Regions from separate parts of the Mus musculus genome. Here region 1 is linked to region 2. A link is a contact called in ENCODE Hi-C or POLR2A ChIA-PET data. All regions are on one chromosome and are shown on one strand. The core of a region is the stretch at or near the end of the contact, and the rest is flanking DNA. Distances in the headings are between cores, read along the strand shown.

Region 1 (5,849 bases), core at 1,846-4,345, 120 kb before region 2:
ACACTCCCACCCCCTCCTCAGAGATGTGCTTTTTCAAAGAAGGTGACACCTTCTTAAACCTCACAAATGGTGTCATCAGGGGACCAAATGTTCAAGTATCTGAGCGCCTGGGGAGCGTTAGCCACCCAAGCCACCATTCCCTACTGTCTCAATTACTTTTCTATTACTGTGACAAAACACTATGACCAAAGCAACTTATTTTTTTAAAAAAGTGTTTAACTTGACTTATAGTTTCAGAAAGTTAGAGTCCATGATGGCCAAGAAACAGCCAGCTGAGGGTCACATTCTGACCCACACCCATGAAGCAGAGGCCTCTAGAAATTGCATGGGTTTTGTTTTGTTTTGTTTTGTTTTGTTTTGTTTTGTTTTTGACACCTACAAGCTTGCTCCCCATCCCTCATCCCCCAGTGACACACCCCTGAATAAAACCACACTTCCAAAAAAAAAAAAAAAAAGCCGGGCATGGTGGCGCACACCTCTAATCCCAGCACTTGGGAGGCAGAGGCAGGCGGATTTCTGAGTTTGAGGCCAGCCTGGTCTACAAAATGAGTTCCAGGACAGCCAGGGCTATACAGAGAAACCCTGTCTCAAAACAAAAGCAAAAACAAAAACCACCACACTTCCTAATCCTTCCAAATAGTTCTGCCAACAGAGAGAGAGTATCCAAATGTCCCAGTCTATGGTGGGGGCACTCTTTTTCAGACCACCACACCTGTGTATCCCGGCTAAGCCAGTGACAGAAGAACTGTCTCAAGCTGAGAGTCAGTATGATGCCTAGCATTAAAATTCTGGAACCATCCTTCATGATGTCCAGAACATGACAAGGATGCTCAGTTAGTAAAAAGTCTTTCTGGTTTTACATTGCTCCAAGTTCTGGACCAGTTATCTCCCCATCCCATCCCCCGGCCCATGAATAGTGTGATTGTCTACTGGAGAACAGAAGAGATACAAAGGAAAACATGTAGAGCTCTGAAGACAGACATACAACCAACATGCAAGAATTTCCTTTCTGGTTGGGTGTTGGTGCCGCATGTCTTTAGTCCCAGCTCTCAAAAGGCAGAGGCAAGTGACTGAGAGCTGGACACCAGCCTGGTCTACAGAGTGAGCTGTAGTACAGCCAAGGCCGCACAGAGAGACCTTAACCTGAAAAACAAACAAAAATCCTTCCTTCCTTACTTGCTTTCTGATAGACTGTGCTTGTTTGCTCTCTCTCTCTCTCTCTCTCTCTTTTCCAAGACAGGGTTTCTCTGTGTAGCCCTGGCTGTCCTGGAACTCACTTTGTAGACCAGGCTGGCCTCAAACTCAGAAATCTGCCTGCCTCTGCCTCCCGGGTGCTGGGATTAAAGGCGTGCGCCACCACCACCTGGTTTGACTGTGCTTTCTTTATCCGTCCCTTTTTTCTAACTTATTTTGAAAATAATATAATATGTATAAACTATACATGCATGAATATATATTATATATAAAATTATAATATATAATTTTCATATATATTGTATATGCATTTCACTATATATATTTGCAGGTTTGGCAGCTCACAACCACCTGCAGCTCCAGCCTCAGAGAATCCAACGCCCTCTTGTGGACTCCTAGGGCACCTGCACTCATGTGTACATACCCAGACACATAATTAACAGAAAAGTAAAACTTTTAAAATGTCATCATTTGAGGCAGGGTCTCATATAGTCCAAGACATCTTCAAACTCACTATGTAGCCACAGGTGACCCTGAACTTCCGATCCTCCACAGTACTGGAATTACAGGTTATGTACCCCCATGCTGGGTTCCTGTGGTACTGAGATTCAAGCCCAGGGATCCATGACTTCTTGGCAAGTAGTCTCCCAACTGAGCTATCTCTACTACCCTCGATATTACTTCCTAGTTCTTTCTGGGCTTGATTGACTTCAATAATAATCTGAGCCAGTACTTTTTGTGTGCTTTCCCGCCTGTACACGGTGGCGAGATTGAGCTGGGTCCTGTCTCTATCACTATCACGCTCCGGAGTGTTTTATTTCTACTCTGCTCCAAGCCAGCATCTGTCACTTCGGCTGCCATTCTCCCTCAGATGTGAGTCATGCTTTGCTGTCTTTGCCCGTGACCGCTTACATGTCACACTTGATGCTGGCCCGCAGCTTCTCTGTCATCTTTCACCCATTCTGTCTGCCAAGATCCACAAGCACTGATGCTCTTTAGTCTATCAGAATTCAGAATGTTGCTTTTGCCTCCATTCCCTGGAGTGTGTGTGTGTGTGTGTGTGCGCGCGCGCGCACGCTCGTACGTACAGGTCAGAGGTTAACACTGGACACCTTCTTCTGTTGCTCTCTGTCTTACTTCCTCGAGACAGTGTGTCTCACTCATTTACCTAGATTGGCTAGCCATTGACTTCTGAGTTCCTGGGGTACACCCTTCCTTATTACCCAGTGCTAAGGTTACAGGGATACCCAGCTGGGCCCTGCTTTATATGTGAGTGTGGGGACTTGAACTCAGATCCTCCTGTTTGCACGGATAAGTGCTCTTACCCACAGAGGCATCTCTCTAGCACCTCCACCTTATTTTTGGTGACAAGGACCCTCACTGAACCTGGAGCTCACTAATTGGCTACATTGGCTCCCAGCAAGCCCCGGGGATCCCTCCTGTCAGGTCTGCGTGAGCATGTCTGGTGTTTTTATGTGGGTTCTGGGGATCTGAACTTGCATGCATCGGAACAGCATGCACCGTACTGCTACAGCAAGCACTTTGCTGACTGAGCCGTCTCTCCCAGCCTTGCTCCCGCTCTCGAAAGGCAATTTAGCTGAAAGAGGGTTCAGACTGATGAATGCTTGCTTTAATTGCCTTGACTATGCTATAACAACAATGTTCTCCAGCCTTTCCTGTGGCTGATGGGTTTGTGGTCTCACTGGGCTGTGTCTCGGATGACTAAAGAAAGCGTTCTTCCTCCTGAGACGTTGAGCCACACCTTGGTCCTGTCCCTGGCCATGTGTGACCTTGGACTTAGTTGCTCACTGTTCTCAGTTTTGTAAGCCTAGCTTCAAGGGCATTTGCTGCTGCTGCTGCTGCTGCTGCTGCTGCTGCTGCTGCTGCCTGGGCTGGTTGCCATGGTTACCCTCACCTGGGTTGGCTAGAGCTGCAGTAAGGAAGGACCACAGGCTGGCTGGCTTACAAAATAGAAACGCGTTTTCTCAGTTCCAGAGGACACAATTCTAAGAGGAGATGTTGGCAGAGCTGGCGTCTTCTAAGCCCTCTGTCCTTGGCAGATCGATATCTTCTTCCAGCATTCCCCTGGTACCCATCTCTCTTCTTCCCTTTCTATGTGAGTGTGTGTGTGTATGTGTGTGTGTGTGTGTGTGTGTGTGTTGTGTTGTTTGAGATAGAACCTAGGATTTTGTGCATGCTAGGTAGGCTGTTTACCAGTGAGCTGTACCCACAGCTCTGGGAGGAGGATGCCATCATCTCCCTATTGTAACTGGAGGCAGACATTATGATGTCTTTCCCTGCATCTCACCATGTGACCTTGGCTACCCAGTGGGCTCTCCCTCCCTCCCTGGTGGGCAACCCCACCTGACCCTCCTTAGCCTGTACCCAGCTCCTAGACACAAGACTAACTGACCTAACACAGCTCCGGCTGGAGCTACATGACGTCTGAAGGTTGGGCCTGAAAGGTTCACAGCATCTCTGCTGCATGGGATTGGTCGAGCCAGCATCTTGCAAGAGCATCCCCCTAAAGGGAGAGAGTCAGGAAGTGTGAACACTAATGACTGTGGTCAGGCAAAGCAGGACTGTCCAGGGGCCACGCCCATGCAACACTTTGTGGAAATGTTGATTTAAACTCAGGGCTGGGGGAGATGGCAGGCTGGGAAAGTGCTAGCTTTGCACTTTTTACTACACTTCTGTAAAAAGCCTGACATGAGGAATCACTTGTAATCCCGGTGCTGGGGAGGCAGGTGACAGGCAGCTCCTGACCAGACAGCCTAGTCAGCAAGTCTCAGGTCCCAGGGAGACCAGGGATCAAAACAAGTATCCAGATGTTAACATCTGGCCTCCATGTGCACCTGCACACTTGTGGGTGCCTAAACACACACACACACACACACACACACACACACACACACTCACACACACACACACTCACACACACACACACTTAGAACTGCTTCCAATCTTCAAAGTCAAGACAAGGGGCTGAAGAGATGGCTGAGCCCATAGAGCGTCAGCTTTTGAAGAGGACTAGAGTTTGGTTCTCAGCACCCAGGAGGGGCAGCTCCCTGGAACTCCAGCCCCAGGGGTTCAGCCACCTGCTTCTGGCCTCTGTGGGCACCAGCATATGTGCATACACACAAGGTTTTCTAAACATGGGAAATCAGTGCTGCTTTGATGATTTCCTACTGGGTGGGGGGAGCTTCCCTTTTCGGTTGCATATTTAATAGAAGTATCTAGGTGTAGACTCCTCTGGTTTGTCCCTTTGGGAGGAGACACTCCTATCACAACCCTAAGGACTGGATCCAGGGTGGCAAGCATGCCAGGCGGGTGTTCTACCAAGGAGCCACAGTCCCAGGCTCTGTGCAATTCATAAATCTGAGAAATGTTTTTCACCAATTCTGGAATGTTCTCAGACAACATCACATCAAATATGGTCTCTTTCTCCTTCCAGACCTTCTTCCAGACAGATCTTGGGCCTGACCCCTCTCTTTGTTTCACTTTTCCTACTTCCTATGTCATCACTAGCTCTGCAAGTCGTGTCCTGGGTGATTTCCTTAGCTCTGCCTTCCAGGTCACCAGAAGTTTCTTCAGCTGTGTCTTTCTTGTTTGTTTGTTTGTTTTTCGAGACAGGGTTTCTCTGTGCAGCCCTGGCTGTCCTGGAACTCACTTTGTAGACCAGGCTGGCCTCAAACTCAGAAATCTGCCTGCCTCTGCCTCCCAAGTGCTGGGATTAAAGGCATGCGCCACCACACCCCGCTTCTTCAGCTGTGTCTTATCCACCGATTCACCATTGACTGAGATTTTAACTCCAGTGACTATTTTTCTTTTTTGAAGATGTTTCTTCTTCCTAGTTCTTGGTGTCTTTTTTCCTCTTCTGGTTATTTTAAGTGATTTAAAGCAAAGCATGGTGGGTAGGGCTTATATGTAAATACTTGAGAAGCAGAAGCAGCAGGACCCAAGTTCAAGACTATCCTGTACAACATAGCAAAGTCCAGCCTCAGGAAATATATATTTATTTTGTATGTATGGTTTGTGTGTGTGTGTGTGTGTGTGTGTGTTAGAGAGGGGGAGGGGAGGCAGGTGTGTCTGTGGAGGTCAAAGGACAACATTGGGGATCAACCTTGGCCCTCCACCTTGGAAGAGTTGTGTCTTTTTGTTGTTTGTTGCTGTTCCAATGTCCCAAGAGTGCTGGGATTAAGTCTCATTCTGCCTCACCAGGGATTTGAACTCATATCCTCACGTTTGTGTAGCAAGTGCTGTATTCACTGAGCCCTCTTGTCAGCCCTTGCTGACAATATTTTTTAAAAATTTTAGTAGCCTCCTGCTTTGTGCCCTGGCCTGAGCTCTTGGGATGTGATCACCTCCTGCATGGTAGCTGCATGGTGGTTCAGTCAGTCACTGAATTGGTTGTTCAGTTGGCAGAAGGGCCTTGCAGCCTGAGTTTCTCCTTTCTGCCCTGTGTCAGAGTTTCCCTTGCCTTTTCTCTCTTTCCACTGAAAATGGTTGGCTGTGGTTGTTGCTGTTAGATTCTGCCCAAATTCCTTAGCGGGACTGTCAGCTTCAGCTCGGTGCCTGGGCTCCGATATACTCCAAAGGCATCATGCAAACCAGGAAGGAAAAAAGAGGTTGTAAATCAAACAATATGCAGACAG
Region 2 (5,949 bases), core at 336-2,835:
CACTTCCTACGGTATCTGCCCCTCACCTCTGGCCTCAATTTTCATCTGGAAAGTTAAATTATAAGGGCTTGAAGACCACTCTGGTTCTGACTAGCTAGGGCATCCTTCAAAGGGTTCCATTCTTGGGCATCCAGACTTTGAGAAGATTCATGAACAAAGTTCTTGGAAACTTAGATGTGAGAGGCAGTCTGGCAGCCGGAGTGGCCCCTCACCCTCAACATATCTTTACTGGCTATAGAGAGTTCCCAGGCTAGACTTCAGATCATGATGGCCTCGGGACTGGTGGGACATCTCCCATTCCCCAGGTAAAGGTTACCTGGCAGGGAGATCTGTCTCTGTGACCCTCAATTCTTAGTCTAGAAAAAGGTTTACAGCCTGGGCTGTAGGGACACACAAGTAATTCCAGCTACTTAGGATGCTGAGGCAGGGGGATCAAAAGTTGAACAATTTAGGCTGTAGAGGGGACCAAAGCTAGCCTAGGTAAGTTTGGGAGGTCCTGTCTCAGAAATAAAAAAGTACAAAGAAGGATGGATGTATAGCTCAGTGGTAAGGAGCTTACTGAGCAGGAGGGAGTCACAGGTTCAAACCCCACCCCCACAAGGTTAAAGAGAACTAGGGCCAGAGAGATGGCTCAGTTAGAAAGGCCTTGGAGACCTGAATGATGCCTGGGCCCCACATGGTGGAACGCGACCAAGTTCCAGAAATTGTCCTGTGACCTACACACACATGCACACAATAAATGACATATAATAAAATTAATTAGCCAGGCGTGATGGCACACACCTTTAATCCCAGCACCGGGGAGGCAGAGGCAGATGGATCTCTGAGTTCAAGGCCAGCCTGATCTGCAGTTTGAGTTCTAGGATAGCCAGGGCTACACAGAGAAACCCTGTCTCGAAAAAAACAAAGAATTTTTAAAAGTAATTTTTTCTGGCTGGTGAGGTGGCTCACTGATTAAGAGCACCGGTTGCTCTTCCTGAGGTCCTGAGTTTAATTTCCAGCAACCACATGGTGGCTCACAACCATCTGTAATGGGATCTGGTGCCCTCTTCTGGTGTGTCTGAAGACAGCGACAATGTACTCATATACATAAAATAAATATATCTGTTTTTTTTTTAATTAATTTTTTTTTTCAATAAAGGACCTGGGACTGGCTCAGAAGGCAAAACGAGGGTGGGCTGGGGAGGGTGCGCCTTGAAGGCTGGGGTTGCTCAGAGCCATCATTGCTGTCTATGTTGAACTAATTCAGGATGGAGCCCCCGTGCGAGGCAGTGAGAGGGCCTCTGATTCTGGACCAAACCTCGAAGCCCCAGGGAGGAAGTGTGGCGAGGGCAGAGTCAGAACAGCCTGTTCCCTATCCCTTGCTCCGTCGATCCTGGGCACTGCAGGGCCTTTTGAGAGGCCCAGGAGCCTGGGGGTGGGGCTGGATCTCTTCGAGGGCCTGACTCATCTCTGGAGGCGCCCTCCTCCCCTGGGCTCCGAAAGGCCAGCTCTCCAGCGAGTGCCTCCTGCTCTGCTGGGTGGGAACGTCGAGTTCCAGCCAGCCCCGGAGGGCGGTGTCTCGCAGGAACCCGCAGCCTGACCAGCACAGCAAAAGGAGACCTGCAGTCTAGACCTTGCCTTAATGGAATCCTGTGTCCTTAGGGAAGCCGGGCTGCGCGGCTACAGCGAAGGTGGAGTGTCCAGACACACTAACCAGCCCTGCCGGCCTCATTACCTGCCCTCAGAATCTGGTTTCTGGTTGAAGCTCTTGCCGTACAGAGCCAGAATTCAGTGCCAACTTCATTTTCAACCAAACTTTCCCCACCAAGCACATGCCACAGTGCCAATCTCTCCCAGACCTACCTCCTCACCGCTTCCCAGCCCCCCCTGGGGTTTTTGTTTTTAAAAGCTATTTATTTATTTATTTATTTATTTTGAGACAAAGTCTTGCTGTGTAGCCTTGGCTGGCCTGGCACTGCTATATAGATCAGGCCGACCTCAAGCTCACAGAGCCCAGGGCTGTTACATTTCCCTGAGTTGGGGTTACAGGTGGCTAGAGCCACCCAGTGCAGGTCTTGGACTTGAACTCAGGTCCCCTGGAATATCAGGAGTTCCTGCTCTTAACCACTGAGCCACCTTGTCAGCCCTATTTTGCTTTGCTGTTGAAGCAATGGGTTGTATAGCTCAAACCTACCCCAAGTCCCCTAAGTAGCTGATGATGACCCTGAACTCCTGATTCTCTGCCCCCTCGACCTGAGTGCTGGGACTATATGCAAGAGCCACTGTGTTTGGTTTTATGTGGTGCTGGGGGTTGAATTTAGTAGGCCTGTATGCCAGGCTAGCCCTCTACCAACTGAGCTACATCCACAGATAGGATCTTCCTCCTACACAGACCAGGCTAGGCCTGCAATTAGTGATCCTCCTGGCCCCCTTCGGCTCTTACCGCTCTTCTCTTCCCCGTTTGACAGCTGGGCACACTGGGGTTCGAGTATCACCAGCCTAAAGAGTCAAGCCAGGAAGCAGAAAAGTCTAGTTTAACCCAGTGGGGAGTTTAGTTCCCATCTCCTCACTGCAGTCTCTGCTCTATGCCCTGGGGCCCAGGCTCCACCTAGGACAGGGGCATCAGCCTGGTTCATCCCAAGCTCCTTTCAGGACCAAGAGTGAAGCCCAGAGCCTGTTAGCTCCTAGTTAGCACATCAAGTGTGTGTGTGTGTGTGTGTGTGTGTGTGTGTGTGTGTGTGTGTTCAGGAACAGCACAGAAACAGACACACAGTCTCTGAGACAGAGATTGAGGGAAGGGAAAAAGAGGTCGCGTCCCAGCTGGGATTGTGGGACTGGAGTCTACCACTTCACCACACCTCACTCAAAGGATTATACGGGGCCCAGAACAGACGGTCCAGGAACCTGGCTAAGAGAAGATTTGGGAGGGGAAAACCACAACTTAGGCCTTGTTGTCAGGACCCTGGCACCCAACCTCCTTAGGGATTGAGCGCACAGATGCAGGAGGGTAGGGGGTAGGGGACGGTGGAGCCTGCTTCACAAGTCAGAAGCTATCACTGGGCCACTACCTTAGGACTGGTCTGGTGAGGGGTCATTCTGGAAGCCCAGGTGTGCTTCTGCAACAGGGTCATCCAGCCTGGAGGGATTTTCCCTTCCCCAGACATCTCTGCTCTCTCCCGAGGGCCTCTGTGCCTCACTAACCTTTCCTAGGTTCTTCTCTGCCAGGAAGCCATTCTGATGCCCAGAATGTCCCCACCCCACCCTCCACCCATCCCCCATAGCCTGGCTGCAATGGGATGGATCACAGGGTCCCTGTGGCCTCCAGGGGCCACAGTTTCATTGCTCAAGACTTTGTGGATGTTTCGATTGCAAATGTGTGACAGAGCACCCCGTTGATGAGGTGCCAGTGTGTGGAACACAGGGCCTTCACCCTGCTCAGCAAATACTCTTACCAACCCAGCCAGATACCCAGGCCTCACTGTGCCGACCTGACTGGCCTAACAGACCTCAAGTTCCTTTGCTTTCCAAGCTGAAATGTTTGCTTGTTTCTTTCTTTGAGACCCGGTTTCTTTGTATAAGCCTGCATGTCCAAGAGCTCACTCTGTAGACCAGACTGGCCTGGAACTCACAGACATCTGCCTGCCGCTGCCTCCTAGGTGCCAGGATTAAAAGAGTGTGCTACCACCTCCTGGCTTGAGCCAGAATTTTAAAGGAGTATGCTATCATGTCTAACCTCTTTTTTCTAAAAAAAAAAAAAAAAAAAACCAGTCAGACAAGATCTTCCTAAATTGCCCAGGCTGACCCTGAACTCAGAGATCTGCTTTCTCCTCCAAAGCCACCAAAATCAGGCTTATAAGGATGTCCCACTTCCTGTACATGGGGGTGGCTCTGGAGGAAATCAGTCTCCAGAGGCTGCATGACAGACACCTGTAACCCCAGTAGTCTGGATTCGGAAGCTGGAGGACCGTGACCCTGAGACCAGTTTGAGCTACTTAACAAGACCATGCACGTCTCAGAAAACCGAAGACTGTGGCTGTAGGTCCAGGGTAGAGAACATTTGCCTAGCTCGCTAATCCCAGCACACTTACACACATTTTAAAACAGTAATAAGCCCTCACATTCAGGCTCCCTGGACTCTGTATGCATGATGTTCTCTAGTAAGAAGAAATCGGCAGGGTACTGGAAAGACTGCTCAGTGGTTAAGAACCAGCTGAGAACCCTAATTCTGTTCCCAGCACCTAGGTGGGACTCTGGCACAACTGCCTGCAACTCCAGTGCTGGAGATCTGGTGCCCTCTTCTGTCCTCTGTAGGTACTGCACACACACACACACACACACACACACACACACACACACACACACACACACGACTAAAAATTAAATATACATAAAAAGGATTTAGCAGGAAGATTAAGAGTCTTGTTAGCAGATGATCAAAGGTCAGGAAAGGGACAAGCTATGGTCCCCCCCCCCATTTCTGTTATTTAGCACTCTTCCATAGTGCCTGCAGTCCCCATGGTAGCACTGGCCAAATTCTAGGCTATGAGCTACCAAACCAGCCTTCCCTGGCCACTCAGAGTCCCCAGGTGACCGCATTGTTCCTGACAGCTCTTGAATGTGCCAAAAATGTGGCTGACTCAACCACACCCCAGAACTCCAAGCCTGACACAAGACAAACGCAGTAACCTGAGGGAACCCAGGCACATGGGACTCCTGACTCACAGTGTCTGGACTCTGCTGCACAGTTAGGGTGGGATCTGACAAGTATGCACAGTGGGGGTTCTGGGCGCAGTCCTGGCAGAGGGCTTGCCATTGAATTCTCAGATTCTGTCCCCAGCCTTGCACAAAACGGGCATGGTGGCATGCACCTTACGCCCGGCAGCCACAAGCCACAAGGTGCAGGGGACATCTCTTGGTTAGGAACGTGTTTGCCTGGGACACATAAGGACCATGGAAAATCCAGGTGGCACGACATCTGTAATTCCAGGGCTGAGAAGGCAGAGAGAGGAGAAGCCCCCAGAGCTCACTGACTTGCCAGCCTTGCCAACTGGGCTCTAGGTTCAATGAATTCCCCAGTCTCAAAAAATAAGTTGGGGGCTAAGAAGATGGCTTGGAGGGTAAAGTGCTTGGGGACAAGCATAAGTCTCTGAACCTGGGTCTCAGAACCCGTATAAGAACCGGCACAGCCGTACATGCGCCTGGAATCCCAGCACAAGCTTTCTGTTAGCCAACCTTAATCCGTTATGCAGAGGTGATTGACAAGAGAGACCACACCCCAAGCAAGATGGAAGGCGATGAAACCCGAGGTTTCCCTCTGACCTCCACACACCCTGTGGCATGTGAGGGCCTGCACTCATACACACAAACACTATGTTCCCTTCCACTATGTAGCAAGTTTAAAGCAGTCTAGGATCCATGAGTTTCTGTCCCAAAATAACCAACAAACTTGACCGCAAAGCTAATGGTAGGGGAGCCAGCTAGAGGGAGAGACCTTTGGGGAATGTCCTAGAAGGGGCAGCCTTACCTTGGATCCCACAAACCTGATTCTTAGCTTGAAGGCCAAGCCTAGGTGTGTCCCTGCCCCCAGACATTCAGTCTCAAGTTCCCATTGCCTAAGGCAGTGGTCCCCTGCGTTGAGACTTGTATTTGTGAAGCAGATGGAGGTTGAGCAGGCGTAAAGTTCAAGGCTGGTCCTGTCCCAACCCCTACTAGTTCAGAGGGCTCTTGTGAGCTGGGACTTGAACCCAGAGTCTTGGTTTTTTTGTTTTGTAGTTAATATTTATTTGCTTTCTGATCTGTGTATCAGGTCTATGGCTGGTATCTGAGAAGATCAGAAGAGACTGTCAGATGCCCTGGAACTGGAATTGCAGATCCTGTGAGCCACTGTGTGGGTGCTGGGAATTGAATGTGGAATCCATGGTCTTGTGTCCATTAATTATGTCTTTACTTCAGCACTACTACACTGAG

The links. Hi-C counts contacts between places; a loop is a spot of excess contacts on that map. ChIA-PET counts read pairs that join two places held with the same protein, here RNA polymerase II (POLR2A).
Region 1: a map of mouse embryonic stem cell shows a loop between it and region 2 (2.0-fold over the local background). The contact joins the promoter of 9330198N18Rik here to the enhancer-like site in region 2. A Hi-C loop is called at or near these places in 1 of 37 maps with a recorded cell type or tissue (mouse embryonic stem cell). POLR2A ChIA-PET finds 5 or more read pairs at or near these places in 1 of 5 experiments (Patski).

What each region holds. Positions count from the first base shown.
Region 1 is chr2:30,626,464-30,632,312 of GRCm38, forward strand. 9330198N18Rik (a long non-coding RNA gene) reads left to right here and starts at 3,096. Exons shown (of 3, transcript XR_003954017.1): 1 at 3,096-3,282.
Region 2 is chr2:30,751,925-30,757,873 of GRCm38, forward strand. No RefSeq gene overlaps it. Among named protein-coding and RNA genes, the nearest start is that of Gm39783, 17 kb to the right of the region's middle. Within about 2 kb of position 1,586, at least 2 of the 3 ENCODE cell types and tissues checked have a DNase peak (open chromatin) inside an H3K27ac peak, as active enhancers do.